Regions from separate parts of the Homo sapiens genome. Here all the other regions are linked to region 1. The links are chromatin contacts, found by Hi-C or POLR2A ChIA-PET in ENCODE. All regions are on one chromosome and are shown on one strand. Each heading gives the region's core, a stretch centred on a gene start or an enhancer-like site at or near the end of the contact. The rest is flanking DNA. Distances are from core to core; before and after follow the strand shown.

What was found. A loop is a pair of places that touch in the nucleus more often than their neighbours do. ChIA-PET counts read pairs that join two places held with the same protein, here RNA polymerase II (POLR2A). Pooled maps may share reads with other maps.
Region 2: a loop to region 1 is called in a map of naive thymus-derived CD4-positive, alpha-beta T cell, with 4 times the contacts of the local background. The contact joins the promoter of TRMT10C here to the enhancer-like site in region 1. A Hi-C loop is called at or near these places in 2 of 168 maps with a recorded cell type or tissue (CD4-positive, alpha-beta T cell and naive thymus-derived CD4-positive, alpha-beta T cell), 1 of 37 single-sample maps with no recorded cell type and 8 of 50 pooled maps. POLR2A ChIA-PET finds 5 or more read pairs at or near these places in 9 of 52 experiments (CD4-positive, alpha-beta T cell, HepG2, K562 and 6 more).
Region 3: a loop to region 1 is called in a map of naive thymus-derived CD4-positive, alpha-beta T cell, with 2.2 times the contacts of the local background. The contact joins two enhancer-like sites. A Hi-C loop is called at or near these places in 1 of 168 maps with a recorded cell type or tissue (naive thymus-derived CD4-positive, alpha-beta T cell) and 4 of 50 pooled maps. POLR2A ChIA-PET finds 5 or more read pairs at or near these places in 1 of 52 experiments (activated CD4-positive, alpha-beta T cell).

What each region holds. Positions count from the first base shown.
Region 1 is chr3:101,465,817-101,468,348 of GRCh38, forward strand. The region is part of intron 3 of SENP7 (SUMO specific peptidase 7); the gene reads right to left. Among named protein-coding and RNA genes, the nearest start is that of SENP7, 46 kb to the right of the region's middle. RefSeq lists enhancers at 732-1,279, 1,280-1,826. Within about 2 kb of position 1,260, at least 6 of the 41 ENCODE cell types and tissues checked have a DNase peak (open chromatin) inside an H3K27ac peak, as active enhancers do; they include CD4-positive, alpha-beta T cell, where a contact is called at or near this core.
Region 2 is chr3:101,560,601-101,563,132 of GRCh38, forward strand. It overlaps TRMT10C (tRNA methyltransferase 10C, mitochondrial RNase P subunit), which reads left to right and starts at 1,268. Exons shown (of 2, transcript NM_017819.4): 1 at 1,268-1,403. RefSeq lists enhancers at 1,254-1,323, 1,334-1,403.
Region 3 is chr3:101,378,852-101,381,383 of GRCh38, forward strand. The region is part of intron 6 of SENP7 (SUMO specific peptidase 7); the gene reads right to left. Among named protein-coding and RNA genes, the nearest start is that of IMPG2, 60 kb to the left of the region's middle. Within about 2 kb of position 1,265, at least 3 of the 41 ENCODE cell types and tissues checked have a DNase peak (open chromatin) inside an H3K27ac peak, as active enhancers do.

The sequences.
Region 1 (2,532 bases), core at 10-2,509:
GGAATGCTGGAAAAAAAATCAAAATTCTGATACAAAAGAAACTAAGTGAGATATTTTTTAAAAAGTAAATAATCCAAAAAATTATGAAAACAATTTATGATCTCGATTAGAAATTCAACAAAGATTGATATCATTTAAAACGTCCTACAACTGAAGATTTCAATGAAATATAAAATACAGTTGAGAGCCTCAACAATAGACAAAATTAAGCAGAAGAATTTCTGAACTTGAAAACAGATTTTTAAAAAAATAACCCATTCAGACATAACAGTAAAAAACAACTTTAAAAAATGAAGAAAGCCTACATAACATATGAGATGCCATAAAGCGACCAAATATTCAAATTATGGGAGTTTCAGAAGAAAGAGAAATGGAAGAAAACATTTGAAAAAAATAATAGCTGAAAACTTCCCAAGTCTTGCAAAAGACAAAAACATGAAGATACAGGAGTACAAAATTCCTCAAATAGATTCAATCCATAAAAGGCTTCTACAAGGTATATCATAGTCAAACTGTGAAAAGTCAAAGACACAATTCTAAAAATAGCAAGAAAAATATCAAATCACACATAAGAAAATCCCCATAAGATTAAAAACAAATTTCTCAGCAGAAACCTTACAGGCATATGATGATATATTACAAGTGCTGAAAATAAAATGTCAGTCAATAATACCAGATCCACAAACCTATCCTTCAAAAATGAAGGACAAATAACATCTTTCCCAGACAAGCAAAAGCTAAGGGAATTTATCACACTACACTACAAAAATGCTTAATAGAGTCTTAAAACTCTCAAAGAAACACACAAAAGTATAAAACTCAATAGTAGAGCAGACACACAAATAAGACAGAGAATGGAGTCACATGTTATCACTACAAAAAGCCACAAAATCGGGCATTCCAAGATGGCTAAATAGGAACAGCTCCAGTCTGCGGCTCCCAGCATGATTGACGCAGAAGATGGGTGATTTCTGCATTTCCAACTTCGGTACCTGGTTCATCTCACTGGGACTGGCTGGACAGTAGGTGCAGCTCACAGAGGGCAAGCTGAAGCAGGGCGGGGAGTCGCCTCACCCGGGAAGTGCAAGGAGTCAGGGGACTTCCCTTTCCTAGCCAAGGGAAGCTGTGACAGGCTACGTGGAAAAATGGGACAGTCCCGCCCAAATACTGCACTTTTCCCAAGGTCTTAGCAACCAGCAGACAAGGTGATTCTCTCCCCGTGCCTGGCTCGGCAGGTCCCACGCCCACAAAGCCTTGCTCACTGCTAGCACAGCACTCTGAGATCAAACTGCAAGACGGCAGCCTGGCTGGGGGAGGGGCATCCGCCATTGCTGAGGCTTGAGTAGGTAAACAAAGTGGCCGGGCAGCTAGAACAGGGCAGAGCCCACCACAGTTCAACAAGGCCTACTGCCTCTAGACTCCACCTCTGCGGGCAGGGCATGGCTGAACAAAAGGCAGCAGACAACTTCTGCAGATGTAAACGTCCCTGTCTGACAGCTCTGAAGAGAGCAGTGGTTCTCCCAGCACAGCGTTTGAGCTTTGAGAACAGACAGACTGCCTCCTCAAGTGGGTCAATGACCCCAGTGTAGCCTAACTGGGAGACGCCTCCCATTAGGGGATGACAGACACCTCATATAGGTGGCTGCCCCTCTGGGACGAAGCTTCCAGAGGAAGGATCAGGCAGCAATATTTGCTCTTCTGCAATATTTGCTGTTCTGCAGCCTCCATTGGTGATACCCAGGCAAACTGGGCCTGGAGTGGACCTCCAGCAAACTCCAACAGACCTGCAGCTGAGGGACCTGACTGTTAGAAGGAAAACTAACAAACAGAGAGGAATAGCATCAACATCAACAAAAAGGTCATCTACACCAAAACCTCATCTGTAGGTCACCAACATCAAAGACCAAAGGTAGATAAAACCACAAAGGGGGAGAAACTAGAGCAGAAAAGCTGAAAATTCTAAAAATCGGAGCACCTCGTCTCCTCCAAAGGATCACAGCTCCTCACCAGCAACGGAACAAAGCTGGATGGAGAATGACTTTAACGAGCTGACAGAAATAGGCTTCAGAAGATCAGTAATAACAAACTATTCCAAGCTAAAGAAGGATGTTTGAACCCATCGCAAGGAAGCTAAAAACCTTGAAAAAACATTAGACAAATGGCTAACTAGAATAAAGAGTGTAGAGAAGATTTTAAATGACCTCATGGAGGTGAAAACCATGGCACGAGAGCTTCGTGACACATGCACAAGCTTCGATAGACAATTCAGTCAAGTGGAAGAAAGGGTATCAGTGATTGAAGATCAGATTAATGAAATAAAGCAAGAAGACAAGGTTAGAGAAAAAAGAGTAAAAAGAAACAAACAAAGCCTCCAAGAAATATGGGACTATGTGAAAAGACCAAATCTACATTTGATTGCTGTACCTGAAAGTGATGGAGAGAATGTAACCAAGTTGGAAAACACTCCTCAGGATATTATCCAGGAGAACTTCCCCAACTTAGCAAGGCAGGCCAACATTCAAATTCAGGAAA
Region 2 (2,532 bases), core at 18-2,517, 95 kb after region 1:
CAGTAACTGCCCATTCTTCCCTTTCCCCAGCCCCTGGTAAACACTATTCTACTTTCTTTCTTTATGATTTGACTATTCTAGGCACTTCATATAGGTGGACTTATACAATATTTGTCCTTTTGTGCCTGGCTTATCTCAGTGTATAATGCCTCCAAAGTTTATCCATGTTGTACCATGTATCAGAACTTCATTCCTTTTTAAGACTGAATAATATTCCATTGTATGTACATGCAACATTTTTTAATCTATTCATCTGTTCATGGATATTTGGGTTGCTTCCACCTTTTGGTTATTATCAATAATGCTACAATGACATTAGAGTACAAGTGTCTGTTTGTGTCTCTGCTTTCAATTTCTTTGGGTATATTACTAGGAGTAGAATGGCTGCAGAATATGTTCATTCTGTGTTTGGTTACAAATATATGTGGAGGCTGAATTGGCCCCAAAGGCCACCAATTTACAAATGTGTTTTAATTTCATTTCACATTAAACTTTCCAAATGAGCTAGGAGGAGACAGAAACTTACCGTGGCTTATCACGTTCCAAGCATAGTGCCAGGTACTGGTGATAAACTGGTCAAAAAGATTAGGAGTTTAAAGTCCTAGCGTCAAGGAGTTTGAAGCTGAGTAAGAAGACGTGTGAAAAAAACATACTTTATTTTAGTACTCTGTCAGCAAATGTTTATAAATACAGGGCCCAAACAGAGAGTAGGTTGAAAAGAGGATTAGAAACAGTTTTTTTTTTTTTTTTTTTTTTTTTTTGAGACAGAGAGTCTTGCTCTGTCGCCCAGGCTGGAGTGCAGTGGCGCGATCTCAGCTCACCGCAACCTCCGCCTCCCAGGTTCAAGCGATTCTCCTGCCTCAGCCTCCCGAGCAACTGGGATTACAGGCGCGCGCCACCACACCTGGCTAATTTTTGTATTTTTAGTAGAGACGGGGTTTCACTATGTTGGCCAGGCTGGTCTCAAACTCCTGACCCCAAGTGATCCGCCCGCCTCGGCCGCCCAAAGCACTGGGATAACAGGCGTAAGCCAACTGGCCCGGCCCAGAAGAAGTTTTTAGGATATATGGAGGAAAACACAACACAACACAGCTACAACTCCGTGACAACTGAGAGCGTAGTCTTCGAGTACCCAGTTGCCTACTGACAGCCGTCTCCTCTAAGGCGCTTCTTTTAGCCAAGAAAGCGTTCTTTGCGTGCTGTGACGTAAAAAGCAGCGCCGGAAGGGAGAGGGCGGAACTTCCGGCTGAGCCCCAGCGACCGCTCTGGTCGGCTGTGTAGACTGTTGGGTAGGCTGCGTGCTAGCTTCGGCGCGGATCCCTGGGCGTCCGTACGTCGGAGTCCTTCGTCCTCCAGGGTCCCTGTTCTTTGCGCCAGCGGGAACCACTATCTCTGCACTCCTGGTAAGCGAGTTTCTTCTTTCGCCTAATGTGTGTGTTGGGGGTGGGAGGACGCCGGAGACGTTCCAAGATGCACTTAGTGGAGCATGTGCGTTCGGAAGGCCCACGGGTAAGAGGAAGCCCAGTGATTTTAATAAACTATAACTAGTACAGTACCTGAAACAAAATCAGTGGTTCCTGAAATGATGTACTTGATTGCTTTTTACAATTGGGGTTTTCATTTCTGTGGTATTCTAAGTCCTTGCCAGTTACAAGAATAAAACTTTTAAAACTCCTTCTGAAATCAATGTTTATTAGATTGGGGCCTGGGGACCCCAGTTAAATATTTCCGGGATTCTAAAGTAAATTGTTTTCTCTTTAAAGGGAGGCTGAGCCGGGCGCGGTGGCTCACGCCTGTAATCCCAGCACAATGAGAGGCCGAGGTGGGCGGATCACGAGGTCAGGAGATCCGAGACCATCCTGGCTAACACAGTGAAACCCCGTCTGTACTAAAAATACAAAATAGCCGGGCGTGGTGGCGGGTGCCTGTAGTCCCAGCTACTCGGGAGGCTGAGGCAGGAGAATGGCGTGAACCCTGGGAGGCGGAGCTTGCGCCGAGATCGCGCCACTATACTCCAGCCTGGAGTGACAGAGCGAGACTCCGTCTCAAAAAAAATAATAAAGGGAGGCTGAACTTTTTTTTTCTTTTTTTTTTTTTTAATGAAGGAAGCATCGATCTAGGGTATTAGAAAAATATTTGCGTGATTACTGTGAGCCAAATACTGTCAAGCATTGGATTCAATGTTAACATTATAGACAAAGTCCTTGTCCTCATGGACACTAGTTAGTCCTTACCATCTAGTGAGGCAAATAGATAACCAGGCAATTACAGTGCAGTGTTAGAAGTACTGTCATAGGCACCAGAGTGCTGTGAAAAGTAATGGTGGAATACTTGAAGTGTGAGGTGAAGAATAGCTAGAGATGCTGCTGACCTGGCCGCAATAAGCTTAGAAATATATGTTGGGAACAATACCAATGGATAGCAATATCCCTTGAAACAGAACATTGAAGGAGGATCAGATTGTGAAGCAAAGGTAGAGGGGTTATTTCGATTTGTTGCGTTTGAGGTGTTTTTTGTTTGTTTTTGTTGTTT
Region 3 (2,532 bases), core at 15-2,514, 87 kb before region 1:
TCTCATTTCTCAGAAACCATGCAAGTAAGAACACTGTGGAGTGAAATCTTTTAAGTGTTCAGAGAAAAAAAACCTACCAATAAATAAATAAAGTACAAAGTTGCAGGATTAATACTCTCTGATTTCAAAACTTTCTGTAAAGCTACGGTAATCAAAACAGTGTGGTACTAGTATAAAAACAGACACATAAACCAACAGAACAGAATAGAGATCCCAGAAATAAACCCTCAAATACATGGTCAAATGATTTTCAACAAGGGTACCAAGACCATTCAATGAGGAAAGGGCAGCCTTTTCAACAAATGATGCTGGAAAAACTGAATAGCCACATGCAAAACAATGAATCTGTACCCTTACCTAACACCATATACAATAATTAACACAAAATGGATCAGAGACCTAAGCATAAGGCATAAAGCTATTTTGAAAATTCTTGGAAGAAAACATAGGGGAAAATCTTCACATTAGATTTGTTAACATTTCTGAATATGACAACAAAAGCACAGTCAACTAAAGAAACAGATTACGTAGACTTCATCAGAGTAAAAAGGCAACCCACAGAATGAGACGAAATATTTGCAAATCCCATATCTATTAAGGGATCAGTATCCAGAATATATAAAGAAATCCTACAACTTACAAAAAAAATCCAATTCAAAAGCAGGCAAAGTACTTGAATAAACATTTCTCTAAAGAAGACATATAAATGGCCAACAACACGAAAAGATGTTCAATATCACTATTCATTAGGAAAATGAAAATCAAAATCACAATGAGATTCCACCTCACATGCATTAGGATGGTTATTATCAAAAAAACGAAAACAAGTATTGGCGAGATATGGAGTAACTGGAACCCTTGTGCACTGCTGGTGGCAATGTAACATGGTGCAGCCACTATGAATAATAGTATGATGTTTCCTCAAAAAGCTAAAAATAGATTGCCATATGATCCAGCACTTCTACTTCTGGATATATACCCAAAAGAACTTAAAGGAGAGATACAAACACACACTGAACACCCATGTTCATAATGGCATTACACACAATAGCCAAAATGTAGAAGCAACACCACTATCTATCAACAGATGAATAGAACAAAATTTAGTTGATACATAAAATGGAATATAGTCAGCCTTAAAAAGGAAGAACATTCTGACACATGCTGCAACATAGATGAACTTTTAAGACACTATGCTAAGCGAGATAAGTCAGTTAGCAAAGGACAAATACTGTGATTCCACTTATTTAAGGTACTTAGGGTCATGAAATAAATCATAGAAACTGAAAGTAGAATGGTGGCTGTCAGGGTTTAGGGGGAGAGAGGAATGAGGAGTTCCTGTTTCATAGATACAGAGTTTCAGTTTGGTAAAAATGAAAAAAGTTCTGAAAATGAATGGTGGTAATGGTTGTACAATAATGTGAATGTACTTAAAATAGATTAAAGTCCCTATTATTCAAAATGAGAACACAGATACTAATTAACTTTGGACTTTGATAGGTCTATCAAGTATATTATAATTTATAGAAAACTATTTAAAAATAGAAAGAGTCTAAATCTTCTAGAACGTAAAGCAAACCACCGCCCCCCCCCCCACACACACACACAAAACAAAACATAACTAATTTTTAAAATACAAGAATGGGTGGGGCACAGTGGTGCACACCTATAGTGTGCTACTTCGAAGGCTGACTTGAGGCCAGGAGTTCAAGGCTGTAGTGCACTATAATCATGCCTGTAAATAGCCACTGCACTCCAGCCTGGGCAACATAGCAAGACCTATCTCTAAAAAAAAAAAAAATACAAGAAAGGAAAAAAAGTCAAGCAGACCAAATAAAAAGCATAAAGAAAAATAGTAGTATAAAATATAAACAGACTATGCCTTATAGTTAAAAATAAATGTAGACTGAATGTAAAAAGAGAAGTATCCAGATACATACTATTTACTGGCAACACATATAAAATGAAAATGTCCAAAGGAGCATTGTTTATGAGAGAAAAAAAACTGGATACAATCCAAACTCCATCAATAAAAAGTAGGTAGATCTATTTTTAATATTAATACAATAAATACATAAGTAAAACTGGATGATCTCTAGCTCTATGCATCAACATGAATGAATCTCACAAAAATGTTAGGCAAAAAAAATGCATGCCATGTAATACATATTGTTCAGTAACCTGAATCATTTTTCTAAAGTTCACAATTATATAAAACTTAAAATTCAGAAAAGTGGTTAATTCTAAGGCGAATGCATGGGAATGGGACAGAATGGGCAAAGTGGGGAACACAGAAGGCTTCGGTGATGCTGATAATAGTCTATTTTTTAATAGAAGGTGAACATTTGGGTGTTTATTTTAACATTATGTTTTTTAACTTAAATGCATCTCATATATATTAGACCTGTGTTATAGTTCTACCTCTGCCACTTAATCTCTTTGAACCTCAAAAAGTTTCCACATTTATAAAATAGAAATATTAACTGCTCTCCTATCTATCTCATAGGCCTAAAGTAAAGATTAATATCAAAA